3 separate regions of the Homo sapiens genome follow, and all the other regions are linked to region 2. Evidence: chromatin contacts called from ENCODE Hi-C or POLR2A ChIA-PET data. All regions are on one chromosome and are shown on one strand. Each heading gives the region's core, a stretch centred on a gene start or an enhancer-like site at or near the end of the contact. The rest is flanking DNA. Distances are from core to core; before and after follow the strand shown.

Region 1 (4,149 bases), core at 182-2,681, 100 kb before region 2:
ACCCACAGAAATCCAGCCTCACTTAGAATCCTGGAATTACATAAGTTTCTGGTTGGAAGGGATTTACATAAATCCCATAGCTCTTCCCATTCTGGGTCTGTGATCTTGAATGAAGCTATTAAAAAAAAAAAAAAAAAGCGGGCAGGTCCAACCAGGAGGTCCAAGCTCAGTCCCACCCAGGCCTGGTGTTCCCCGCATGCACAATTGGCTTCCCAGGTTCTAGCAGTGCTCTGCCCAGCACAGCAAATGCACTTAGGGAAGGCTCCAGGCAGCCTTTAATCTATTTCACAATTCACTTTCTGTGTAGGCTGTTCTGGATGGGACCAGGAAACAGCCCCAAGTCAGGAATAAGGACACAACCCCCCTCAGATCCGAAGGGCTGGCACAACTCTATGGCTTCATGGTTTTATGTCAATGAAAAATTTATTCATAGAAAACTGTCCAGTACACAAAGTGATCTAATAGCTATTTTCATTTAAATTGCACAGAACTTGTCCCTCTGCCAGGCACAGTGGCTCACACTTGTAATCCCCAAATTTTGGGAGGCTGAGGTGGGGGAGGCTTGCTTAAGCCCAGGAGTTCGAGGCTGCAGTGAGCTATGATTGCACCACTGCGTTCCAGCCTGGGTGACAGAGCAAGACCACATCTCTAAAATAATAATACATTGAAAAATAAAAATAGGCCATACACGGTGGCTCACACCTGTAATCCCAGCACTTTGGGAGGCCGAGGTGGGCGGATCCCTTGAAGTCAGGAGTTCAAAACCAGCCTGGCCAACATGGTGAAACCTTGTCTCTACTAAAAATACAAAAAATTAGCTGGGCTACTGTGGTGGGCTTCTGTAATACCAGCTACTTGGGAGGCTGAGGCAGGAGAATTGTTTGAACCCGGGAGGCGGAGGTTGCAGTGAGCCGAGATCATGCCACTGCACTCCAGCCTGGGCAACAGAGCGAGACTGTTTCAAAAAAAAAAAAAAAAAAAAAAATATATATATATATATATGTATATCTATCTATCTATATATATGTATATCAATATATATGTATATCTATATATATATACACACACATATACATATATACATATATATACACATAAATATAATAAAAATAAAAATAAAAATTGCACAGAACTCTTGAGTAGATTATCATCCCCTTATTAGGACAAAAGACACTGAGGCTTAGCCAGGCAGGGCTTTTCTTAGGGAAACAGATCAATTAGCTTGCAGGCTTTCTCGGATCCAGGGCTCTCTGTGGCACTGAGCTGCCTCCCTTAGTGACTCACATCTAGGGTGAGGCACTTCACTTCCTGTTGGCTCTCTGCTGGGTGCCTAGAGCCGCCACTCCCCAGGGCAAGCCTACACCCTGCTTTATGAAATCACCTGTTTTGCATTTTCTTTCTCTTCCCTGAGGCTAATCTGGAACATTTGTGTTCTGGAATTGACATCTCATTTTTTGCACAGGTACAAACAGGTAGGAATAGCAGTTGCTTCATGTTATGGGCCAGCTGAACACGGCCAGCTAATTTACCTTCAAATGAGAGACGGTGTCAGGAGAGATGGTCTCTTGAGTGGACCTCATGGTGACTGTGGAAATGAACTCCCCACTCTCGCCTGCTTTAGAGCTGTAAATCTTAGGGCGGACTCAAAAGAAATAAAATAATGACTCTTAGGGAAAAGAAAAAAACATTTGCTATATTTGGTCTCTCTAGTGCATTTCCTTTTTGTTTTGTCTTAGTTACTTGTGCTTGCAAAGACAAAATGTGAGGGGGGCCACGGCGAGTCCTGAGCTGAGGCTCGACATGAAAGGTCTCACGTTTTAACGGGGTCACTCTGGCCTCCCCAATGAGAACAGGCGGAAGGTGGGCAGGGACTGAGTGGGGAGACCTTTTGGGAGACCACTGTAGCAAGTCAGGTGAGAGATGGAGGTGGAGTGGCCCAGTGGGTGGCTGTGAGGTCAAGAGCAATGGCTGGAGCCACCCTTAAGGCAGCAGGATAGCGAAATGTCATTTAACTAGAGTAGCTCCCATCCTTGGACCTTTAGGAAGTCTCCTTGCTGTTTCTCCTGCTGTAAAGTCAGCTATTAGGACCCAGTATTCTCCAAGGTCTCTTTAGCTTTGAGGATGGACAAGGAGACAGAGGAAGTATTTACTGGTGATACAAGTTGGCCCTGCATGAGTATATACAGACTTTTTTTTTTTTTTTTTTTGAGACAGGATCTTGCTCTGTTGCCCAGGCTGGAGTGCAGTAGTGCAATCATAGCTCACTGCAGCCTCCAACTCCTGGGCTCAAGTGATCCTTCCACCTTAGCCTCCTGAGCACCTAGGGCTACAAGCATGTGCCACCACACCTAATTTTTCAAAAAGTCTTTTGTAGAGATGGGATCTCACTCTGTTGCCCAGGCTGGTCTTGAACTCCAGGGCTCAAGTGGCCCTCCTGCCTCAGCCTCCTAACATGCTGGAATTACAGGCATGAGTTACTGCACCCAGTTCAATACAGACTTTTTAAGATCTGTGATTTTTGAAAGTTAGAATTCATGCTTAGACCCAGCTGTATTTTTTGAATCACTTCATTCATGAAAAATGAAGTCCAGAATTCAAATAAGGACAAGTGTAATCTCCATGGTTTCCGCCAGACAGAAGGACAAGTAAATCACAAGAGAGGCTAAACTATGTGTCCTGTGTGTCAACAGAGTCTAGGATTATCAGCTCCTGGGCTATTTTGACGATCCATCTTTAGGTTGGGTGGGAACCCCACGATTCTGCATTAAGCTGATTTTGTCATCTTTTCAGGAGGCTTACTCTGCACCTAAGCTATTCCTCTTCTCTTTGAAGTTCTAGTTGGCAAAGGACCGAGTTATCTGAATCTCACAGTATTTAGTTTTTTCTGGCTTAAGTTTCTGGTCTCAGACTTAGGGCTTCTGATTGAGAGCACCTCATGAATATTCAAAGGAGATACAGCAGCACATTTTAATTTGATCTAATTAGTGACAGACGACGCCTTTTCCTTTTGAGATATTGATTTGTTTAAAGTAGCACACAGACCTTGTGGCTGCTATTCCATTGGCATTTCTGACAGAGTATCCCTGGTGTAAGAATAGAGCTAGCTGCATAAATCTGTTAGTTGGTCTAGTATGTTTATCAAGTATCTGATGCCTGAACTCAGGAGTCTAAGGAATAACTAGCAAATATGACTTAACCATGAAATTCCACTCCTGTGAACGAAATAACAATTCAGTTGGTCAGCACTTGATTTCTGAGACTGGCAAAACATCATATCGAGATGTCATTTTTATAGGTACCATGATGGTAAAAGTATAGCAAATTTTGGATAGAGACTAGTTGGTCTTTCCCAAATGACATCTTTTCATTACGTACATGCCCTCAATTCTAGACCATCTCAATGTTCTCAAGAAGGCTCTGAGACCCACATAACTTTGGGAAAATGTTCCCTTTTCTGAATTCATAGCAATTACCGTCTGTATCACTTCTTTGGAATTAATTATGTACAAGCAGACCCCAAATTATGGCAGGCTTGTCATTGAAAAGTTTACTTGTACTTTCATTGTTTAGAACTTGGAATAAATGGTGGTTGGATTTCCAGCTGGCCCATGGAAGCCTCTTTAACCTACAATGTATTATTAGTCCTGTCGTCGTTCCTCATTGTTTTCAAGGAAAACGTGTCCTGACTTCCAAGCTGGACTTTGGGAAGCTGGGAAGAGATCTTTCTCTGGAGCTCAAGCCTCTGGGGGTGCCATGTGACTTGGCATGTCCCCTTCTCTCCTCTCTGACTCACAAGGAGACATTGTCACTCTCAGGAATGACAAGAAGAGCATCCCTGGGCATCACCAAAGCCAAAAGAAATATCACGTGTGAAATTCAATGATTGTGGTTGTTTCTCAAAAACAGGTATTCAGTAGGCATTTGTAACTCCGAAGCTTCCTGTACTTAAACCGTGACAAAGCTTATATGTTTATATTAAGCTTTTAATATTTTATGACTGTCTTCATGGTTTATGTTCCTGGTGTATGGGAACCATATCTCAGTTTCTTTGTATGCAGCAAATCCTCCAGTCCACAGCTAAGCACATAAGAGCAGCTCAATAAACATTTATTGATCCATAATTACAGCTACATGAAAAAGCAATTCAGA
Region 2 (4,243 bases), core at 1,738-4,237:
TCAGAGGCAGTTTGTTGCAGAAATGGGAACTCCTCTGGCTGCCGGGCTGGTCAGTGAGGTCTCTTTTCTAAAGCTATGCATTCAGAATATGGTCAACAAAGGAATCTGTCTGCATCAAGAAGTTGCTGCTGTTGTTCCTGTTTTCACATGAGTCTTATTTTCAAATTCCTGAGGGCTCACAGAAGAGTGGGAACATCTTGTGGCTACCCTTTCCCCGAAGGCCGACTACGCAGTGGCCAGACACCAACCCCCGCCCATGGTCACATTCCAGACAGGCATTTCTAAGACAGCACCATGATTAAAAGGAAACTACTCCATCATTAAGACTCCAGACCTAATATCAGCCCGACCATTTTTCATGGAAATTATTTCTGCAACCAAATTCTATTGGAAGGCGGTTTTCACTTTACTTTTTAGTCTTCCTTTCTCCTGGTCTTCTCTATTTTCACTGAAGAGAGAGTAAAGGAGAAGTGGCATAAATTCCACTGAAAAGAATTTCAGCTGGGCTCTGGATGAGAGGAAAGGGCAGGGAACCCATCACTCTGTGGAAGTACAGATTTAGACACGATAGGTTGTTGGAACCTGGCGTTGGGATAAGTCAGTGCTGCTGAACCCATCAATTTCTTTCTTTACCTTTCTTCTTTGTAAATTTCTAGGCTCTAAGCCTCAGAAAGGACTTGTGTGTTGCTGTCACTTGGCTCTGTCTGAATGTCAAAATGCTTCTCCCAAATGAGAAGTAGACACCTTGCATCCCAGGACAGCACCCGAGGGAGACCATTACACAGACACCAGTGATGTCTAAGACGGGTCCAAAACACAGCTACTGTTCCCCACACTTTCTCTTGCATGTCTTTTAACACCATTTGCGAAATGCACCATGCTCAGCCTTCCTGCATTTCTCCCAGCCCCCAAATACACTGAAGCAATAGAAATGAGGACTTATTCAAGTGGAGAAACTAAGAGGCAGGCAGGTTTATCTCCAGGCACAGGCAGACTGAAGTGAGGGAAGGCTTCCTCTCCTCTCAGGAGCCGGAGTGGTGTGAGGATTCCATCTTGTCCTGGCTCCACCCTCAAGTTGCCTAGCCCTCCCCTTTCTGTGCTGCCTGAGCTGGGGAAGGACTCCAGTGACAAACTGTGGCACCACGTGCCAGTGTACAGGCCGGGAACTGGGCTTTCCTCACTCTCCTTACTCCAGGCCCCGTGGCTGGGGGCTGGCAGTAACAGTGTCTGATGCTCCTGGGGTTACATGAGGGGCCAGCACTGGGGTGAGGTCAACAAGACGCATACCTCCAGTGCAAAATTTAAGGGTCTCCCAAAAGCTCAGTGATCATGATAAATAATGTCTTTGTGCAATACTTTTAAAAAGCAGGTGGGTGTGGTGGCTCACGCCAGTAATCCCAGCACTTTAGGAGGCCAAGGCAGGCGGATCACGAGGTCAGGAGATCGAGACCATCCTGGCTAACATGGTGAAACCTGGTCTCTACTAAAAATACTAAAAAATTAGCCAGGCATGGTGGCAGGCACCTGCGTCCCAGCTACTCAGGAGGCTGAGGCAGGAGAATGGCGTGAACCCGGGAGACAGAGATTGCGGTGAGCCGAGATCGTTCCACTGCACTCCAGCCTGGGCGACACTGAGCCAGCTGGGTTGATGTTGCCCTTGACAGCCTCTTTGTCCAAATCCATGGAATGTACAACAGCAAGAGTGAACCCCAGTGTAAACTATGGACTCTGGGTGATATCAATGTGTCGGTCTCATTTCATTGATCGTAACAAACGTACCACTCTAGTAGGGTATGCTGATCATGGGGGAGGCTGTTCATGCGTGGAGGCCAAGGGTGTATGGGAACTGTCTGTACTTTCTGCTCGATCTTGTTACAAACCTAAAAAATTGCTCCTAAAAAATAAAATGATAAAAAAAATTCATGATAAACCATCAAAATTTTAAATAAAGGCAAGATCAACAGGGCTTCATGAGAGAACTTAAAACTCTATGGATTGAGATAAAGTGACAACATACAGATGCCAAAAGACACCCAGGGCTTCCAGATGGCATCAACAGCGGGTTTCCAGGGGGGTTACAGCTCAAAGTATCCAGTCGGCATATCTGAGGCCCCATGGAGTTGCAGCTGTGCTTCTGGGCCACCCAGGTGCTGGTAGACACCCTGCTCATGGCCGGGGCTCTCTGGGGAGCACTGTTTATCCCAGGAACCCGTGCGTCTGTGTGTTAAATAAGGCCAGGCAGGCGGGGAGTTTCCCAAAGACTAAGCTGAGCAAGGCCCCTGGGAGGGAGACTGCATTTGCACTTGCTGTGAGTCACATTTTCCTTTTTATTTCCCGTCCAGGCTCAACTGGATTACGCCATAAGGGCCAGGTGCGGCTGGGGGGACATTCCCCAATCGGCCACAAAGAGGCGGTCAAGGGCAACATCAACCCAGCTGGCCCAGTGCCAGCCTCATTTTCTGGAACCAGAGCTTCCCTTGGCTTTGGCAAGAAACTTCTCATTTCTCTCCTCTCCTCTTACTGTGTTCCTTTGTTTCTATCCAGGAGTAGTGAAAAATGGCAGGCCAAAAAGCCCCTCACAGGGAGGGCAGAATAAACAGGTCAGATGCATTTTTCAGCCTGCTGTGACAGCACACCGGCACTCTACAGCAAAGGATGCTGAGTAAAATGGAGCAATTTGCAGAAGCGTGGCCACCCCGTGCGAAAACACCCGCCACCCTCAGCCATTCCTTGGGCAAGCCGGCCCCAGCTCCTGCAGCCTCTCTGCCCCAAGGCTTGGTTCCTGAACCCAGCAAGTCTCAACCTGCACTGCCAACCGTTCTTGGCTGCAGAGGAAATTCCTTCCTTTAAGACAAAAGATCCATTATCCGACAGAGTCAAAGTTCCCCCAGGTATGGGGGAAGGCGGACAGGCATTTATTCTTATCTTCGTTTTGGTTTGCAGAGCTGAGGTTATCTTTACAGAGACCTGAGCTCATTTCCTCCAAGCACAAAGGAGAAATCCCATTCCTTGCCTGGCTCCTAAGTGTGAGTGGAGTTAAGAAAGCACAAGTTTCAGGCCAGACATGCTGGCTCATGCCTATAATCCCAGCATTTTGTGAGGTTAAGGTGGGAGGATTACTTGAGTCCAGGAATTCCAGACCAGCCTGGGCAACATAGTGAGACCCCATCTCTACAAAAAATAAAAAATTAGCCAGGCGCCTGGGTGCGTGCCTGTAGTCCCATCTACTCTGAAGGCTGAGATGGGAGGATCCCTTGAACGTGGGAAGTCGAGGCTGTAGTGAATCATGATCATGCCATTGCACTCCAGCCTGGGTGACAGAGCAAAACTCTGTCTCAAGAAAAAAAAAAAAAAAAAAGAAAAGAAAAACCACAAATTTCTTGAATCCACACAGAAAGCCCCAGCCTGGTGACGGTGTGGAAGCCTGTGTCATCTTGACACTGTCTTGGCCCATGATGCTCCTTGGGTGTGTCCCTCCCCTGTGTGTCCTTGTCCCTTCATTTGTAAGATCATGTTAATGGGAACTGGAGCCCTGGACTTCCCACTGCTGCCACTTAATTAAGTGTGTGAGCTCAAACAAGCAAACACACACATAAACAAAAAGCACATTTTCTGTGGTCTTCTCTCATTTATACAATGAGGATCCTAGATTACTAACCTAAGATCAAATTTTAATTTGATCTTAATTTGATCAAAATTTAATTTGACACAAAATTTAATGTTAAATATTAATATTGATAATACAAATAATAACAAAGTTGTAGGGTTTTTTTTTAGGACAGCTAGGACAATGTCTGAATTCAGTCTGCTTGGGTCATTATCTGCAGCAAAGGAACTAAAATCAGGGTACCTTCTCTCACATCAATCTTTTTCTTTCTTCTCCCAGCAAGGCATTTGCTCAGTTTTACATGGCAGAGTTCAGCTGTCTTTTGCACGTGCTAGACTCTGAAGGCTTTTGCATGTTGACTCTTTTCCTGTCCCCTCTTATCCCCAAGCCCATCTGTTTGCAAACACAAGTACCCAAATCAGAACCTTAACATGGCAATGAAGCATAAGAAACATCTGCCCCCTTGACAGAGAGGTCTAAATCCTCACGACTTGTCCATTTTGTTAAAGCGCCAAAAAAAGCAATTAAAAAAGCAAAGCAAGATAGAAAGTAAACTTCCAATACAAAAAAAAAAAAAAGGAAATGATACGTGGTAAAATCATAAAAAGAATCCTTCTGCCTTTCAGAAAAGCTGTG
Region 3 (4,367 bases), core at 80-2,579, 65 kb after region 2:
GTATCATTCATGCGGGTTTTAGTTATCTCATGGAAACATTTTCCCGAATGTAGGGTTAACAAAGCTAGATATATGAACTTCCTTGCAGGTAAATTAATTCCAATAAATGTCAAGAGGCTTAAAGTGCTTTGGCAAAGACTTGTGGATTTAATGCTGGCTTGTTAAAACTATGGTTCTGAATACAAGCAGGGCCACACCCCACCAGTGAAAAGCTCCTTTCAAGGGCCAGTTGTTGGGGTCTTGCATAAGTGCGTTGCTAAGGCGCACCCCTGGGGTGGTCTTCAAGGCTTGAGCCAGTGTGAAATTCTCACACTATCCACCAGGGTGCGCTCTAGCCCCCGGGCCTCTTCTACCTCTTGCTCTACGTGCACGTGGCCTTGGCCTCTCCTAACTCCCCAACCATGCAAGCTGTATAGATTATTTTTCTGACTTCTCGCCTATGCCAATTTCATCTCTTAGGTGTAATCATATTTTCCTTGCTGTTCACAGACAGTACATCAATTTTTCCCTGTGTCTCTAGTCTCCCTTTAGAATCTCCTTTCCAAAGCCATCCCCTGCCTTTTTTTTTTTTTTTTTTTTTTTTTTTTTTGAGACAACGTCTCGCTCTGTCACCCAGGCTGGAGTGTAGTGGCATGATTTCAGCTCACTGCAACCTCTGCCTCCTGGGTTCAAGGGATTCTCATGCCTCAGCCTCCTGAGTAGCTGGGATTAGACATGCACCACCACACCTAGCTAATTTTTGTATTTTTAGTAGAGACGGTGTTTCGCCATGTTGGCCACACTGGTCTCGAACTCCTGACCTCAGGTGATCTGCCCGCCTCGGCCTCCCAAAGTGTTGGGATTACAGGCGTGAGCCACCACGCCCGGCCCCAAAGCGCTTCTTCAGCTGTCCCTCCTAGATGTTCTCTGTGAAGCTCTTCTCTGCTGTCTCCACCTCCTGTGCCCTCCACCTGAACTCATCCACTCCCATGACTACTGCTGCCACTCTACCTGCAGCTCCCAAACCGTGCACCCAGGTGTCCTGGATGGGATGCCACAGCGAACTCACAGAGGCACTGAGGGATATTTTAACTTTTTGAGGGAAACACAGCAATACTTGTTACACACTGGGCTAATGATTCACTTCAGGTAGTTCACAGTTTCAACATTAGATCATAAGCATTCTTCTTGTTGATGTCATTTTTGCAACATGAGGTTTTCAGAGGTTGCTGGGATTAAAATGCCAGTACTGCAGAAAAATCAAAGCGGAATAGGAAATGTTGTCCAATCTGATTCCAAGGTCAGGGGAGTTGTGCGGTGCCCAACAGGTGCACACATCCCACTGGTAATTGTAGAAGGCGGAGTTCTCCAGATAAGAGAGGGGGAGGTGTGCGTATACGTGTGTATTCAAGAGAAAACCAGAAAGAGAGAGAGTGATGATTTTAAGGAACTGACTAACATGATTGTGGGGGATGGCAAATCCACAATCTGCTGGGAAGGTCAGCAGGATGGAGACCTAAGGTAGAGTTGATGCTGCAGCTCAAGTTCAAGGACAGTCTAGAGGCAGAATTCCCTCCTCCTCAAGGAAACCTCAGCCTGTTTCAGTCTGTTTTCTCTTGTGGCCTTCAACTTATTGAATGAGGCCTTCCACAGTATAGAAGATAATCTGCTTTACTCAATCAGTCTGTCTGTCTGTCTATCTGTCTATCTATCTATCTACCTACCTATTCATCTATCTATACATCCATCTATCCATCTATCTATCTATCCATCTATCTATCATCTACCTACCTACCTACCTCTCTAATCTAATCTATCTCTATCTAATTATCTATCTAATTATTTAGAGACAGGTTCTGCTATATTGCCCAGGGTGGTCTCAAACTCCTAGCCTCAAGTGATCTTCCTGCCTCCGCTTCCCAAAGTGCTGGGATTGCAGGCATGAGCCACTGCACCCAGAAAACTTACCTATTTAAATGTTAATCTCATCTAAAAAACAAACCTTCACAGCAATACCCAGTCAGGGGTTTGACCAAATATCTAGGCCCCATGCCCTACGCACGTTGATGCATAAAACCAGCCATCACCTAAAAATGAAAAAATACATCTTTTCTTTTGAATTGATGTGATTGTATTTTCAATTGGCCACTAAATTGTTAGGTCATAAATAATTACTAAGTTGTTTGGGCTTTACTACTTAATAAACGGAGCTGTTAGCTGTTTCTTTTAGTCTACAGGAATGCCGTGAACAGAGAAAGCCTAAGAACCTTTAACCTGTACACTGATGGCTGCAGCCCAGATTGTATTCTGGAGTTCCAGACATGCATATTCTACATACATGCCAATATACATGTATATTCTAAAGAAAAGAATTCCCAGTTTCCCTACCTCAGAGGTTCCACACTACATTTCTTAGATCTTCCACCAAACCTATTATCAACTTGATTTCCAGCAATGTATTTTCCTCATCACCCCTTGTCCTCATTGCCAACCCCATCGTGACACTCCTTTGAAGGTCTGGGTAATGGCTTTCACCTGTGTCATATTTGGCCATAAAAATAAAATTAAGCTGGGTGTGGTGGTGCACACCTCCAGTCCCAGCTACTCAGGAGGCTGAGGTGGGGGAATCGCTTGAGTCCGGAAATTTGAGACCAGCCTGGGCGACATAGCAGGACCCTGGCTGAAAAATAAATAAATAAATAAAAAGTAACAAAATAAAATTAAATGCGGACAAAAGACCCTTGTCACAAATGATGGGTTTATTTATGTATCAGCACTAGATATTAGGTATACATTGAACATAACATAATCAATCATTTCTGCTCTCATATACAGTTTTGGACAAGAAACTACATGAAAATCTATAGGCTGACATACATTGCAGTATTTTTGGTATAAGAATTTCCCCACATGGCCAACGTTTATAATAATTTATAATTCTAGCCTTTTCTAGACTACACAATCTCACCAGCGCCCCCCACACACTCAGCGTAAACATAACCTGATTTTTTCCAACACTATTACTAAAAATAAAAAGACCACACACTGAGCGTCTCTCAGTATCCTCAGAACCATTTGAACAGGCAGTTTTCATTCCATTCAAAGCCTTCAGAAAATTAGCCTTTCTCCATAGAAGACCACAGAATGCTGAGGCCAAAAGAGATATGTAGGCATCTAATCTCTGGCTCGGAAATATATTCTTCTTATTATTTTAAATTTTAGCTGCAAAGCCTCCTTCCTGATAGATACAAATGGTGACACCTTGGATGAAGGACAGAGGACAGAAATGGGATGGGGTATCCTGTAGTCTCAGCCCCCATTCAGATAGAACACAGAGTCACCAAAGTGTCTGTATCTGTGGATGAGGACAATGAAACACATTCTACAACCATTTTCGTGTTCCTAGTAGGGGTGTGTCAGGAGTTGATCGAGTCCACTAGGGGTGGACATGGGTCACTGGGGAACAAGTCCACTCTACGATGCAAAATAGGTTCAGGGGCATTCAGAATGCCAACAACTTAATACTTTGAAATGATGAAGTTCATGGCCAAATCCATTGCCCCCATGCAGGTTGACAACTCATCCTGGTTTGTCCAGGCCTTTCTCAGTTTTAAAATTGAAAGTCACACATCCTAGGAACTCCTTCCATGCCTGCAAACTGGGACAGGACAGTTAGATAACACCATCCCTCTGCCCTTAAACACACACATAATACTATATAACAGTTCCTGCTGCCAATGGATCTCACTTTGAAGGGACTCAAATCACAGTAATTTAACAACTGATGAACAGCTCGGATTGTAGAATACCTGTTGGAGTACACACAGCACCTGAAGCAGGTGAGCGGACCCTGATGTTTCATATATTATCAGGATACATACTGAACACATTGAAGACCAGTGGCAGGTGCTATAGACTGGGCTCCACAATGCATCTCTTAGGTAGAAACAGATGCCTAAAGTGTTCGAAGACAGCATTTTCAGCTTAGCAGGGAACTACCCTTTATAATCAATTATACTGGCTGTCTTTAAAAAGCTCCTTGGATTCCCCCCCCCCATTAGATAAAATAAAGATAAACTTTCATCCAGTCACTGATAAAATGATCCAAAGTTAAAGTCATCACAAAAAACAAAATGTAGGAAGTATAAACTGATACATTCCCATTCTGGCAACAAATTTATGATGACTTCCATTAGTGGATTCTGCACATATTTTTTTTTTCTTGTTTTGTTTTGAAACAAGGTCTTGCTCTGTTGCCTAGGCTAGCATGCAGTGGCACGATCACAGCTCGCGGCAGCCTTGACTTCGATCCTCCTGCCTCAAGCCATCCTCTTGCCTCAGCCTCCCAAAGTGCTGGGATTACAGGTGTGGGCCACCACTCCTGGCCT

The links. A loop is a pair of places that touch in the nucleus more often than their neighbours do. ChIA-PET counts read pairs that join two places held with the same protein, here RNA polymerase II (POLR2A). Pooled maps may share reads with other maps.
Region 1: a pooled map shows a loop between it and region 2 (5-fold over the local background). The contact joins two enhancer-like sites. A Hi-C loop is called at or near these places in 5 of 50 pooled maps. POLR2A ChIA-PET finds 5 or more read pairs at or near these places in 2 of 52 experiments (AG04450 and MCF 10A).
Region 3: a loop to region 2 is called in a map with no recorded cell type, with 3 times the contacts of the local background. The contact joins two enhancer-like sites. A Hi-C loop is called at or near these places in 6 of 37 single-sample maps with no recorded cell type and 4 of 50 pooled maps. POLR2A ChIA-PET finds 5 or more read pairs at or near these places in 2 of 52 experiments (MCF 10A and WTC11).

Annotation. Positions count from the first base shown.
Region 1 is chr10:24,481,078-24,485,226 of GRCh38, reverse strand. The region is part of intron 6 of KIAA1217; the gene reads right to left. Among named protein-coding and RNA genes, the nearest start is that of MIR603, 210 kb to the right of the region's middle. Within about 2 kb of position 1,431, at least 15 of the 41 ENCODE cell types and tissues checked have a DNase peak (open chromatin) inside an H3K27ac peak, as active enhancers do.
Region 2 is chr10:24,381,960-24,386,202 of GRCh38, reverse strand. All of the region lies in intron 3 of KIAA1217, which reads right to left. Among named protein-coding and RNA genes, the nearest start is that of MIR603, 110 kb to the right of the region's middle. RefSeq lists enhancers at 2,469-2,628, 2,779-2,858, 1,956-3,155. Within about 2 kb of position 2,987, at least 21 of the 41 ENCODE cell types and tissues checked have a DNase peak (open chromatin) inside an H3K27ac peak, as active enhancers do.
Region 3 is chr10:24,315,598-24,319,964 of GRCh38, reverse strand. The region is part of intron 2 of KIAA1217; the gene reads right to left. Among named protein-coding and RNA genes, the nearest start is that of MIR603, 42 kb to the right of the region's middle. Within about 2 kb of position 1,329, at least 3 of the 41 ENCODE cell types and tissues checked have a DNase peak (open chromatin) inside an H3K27ac peak, as active enhancers do.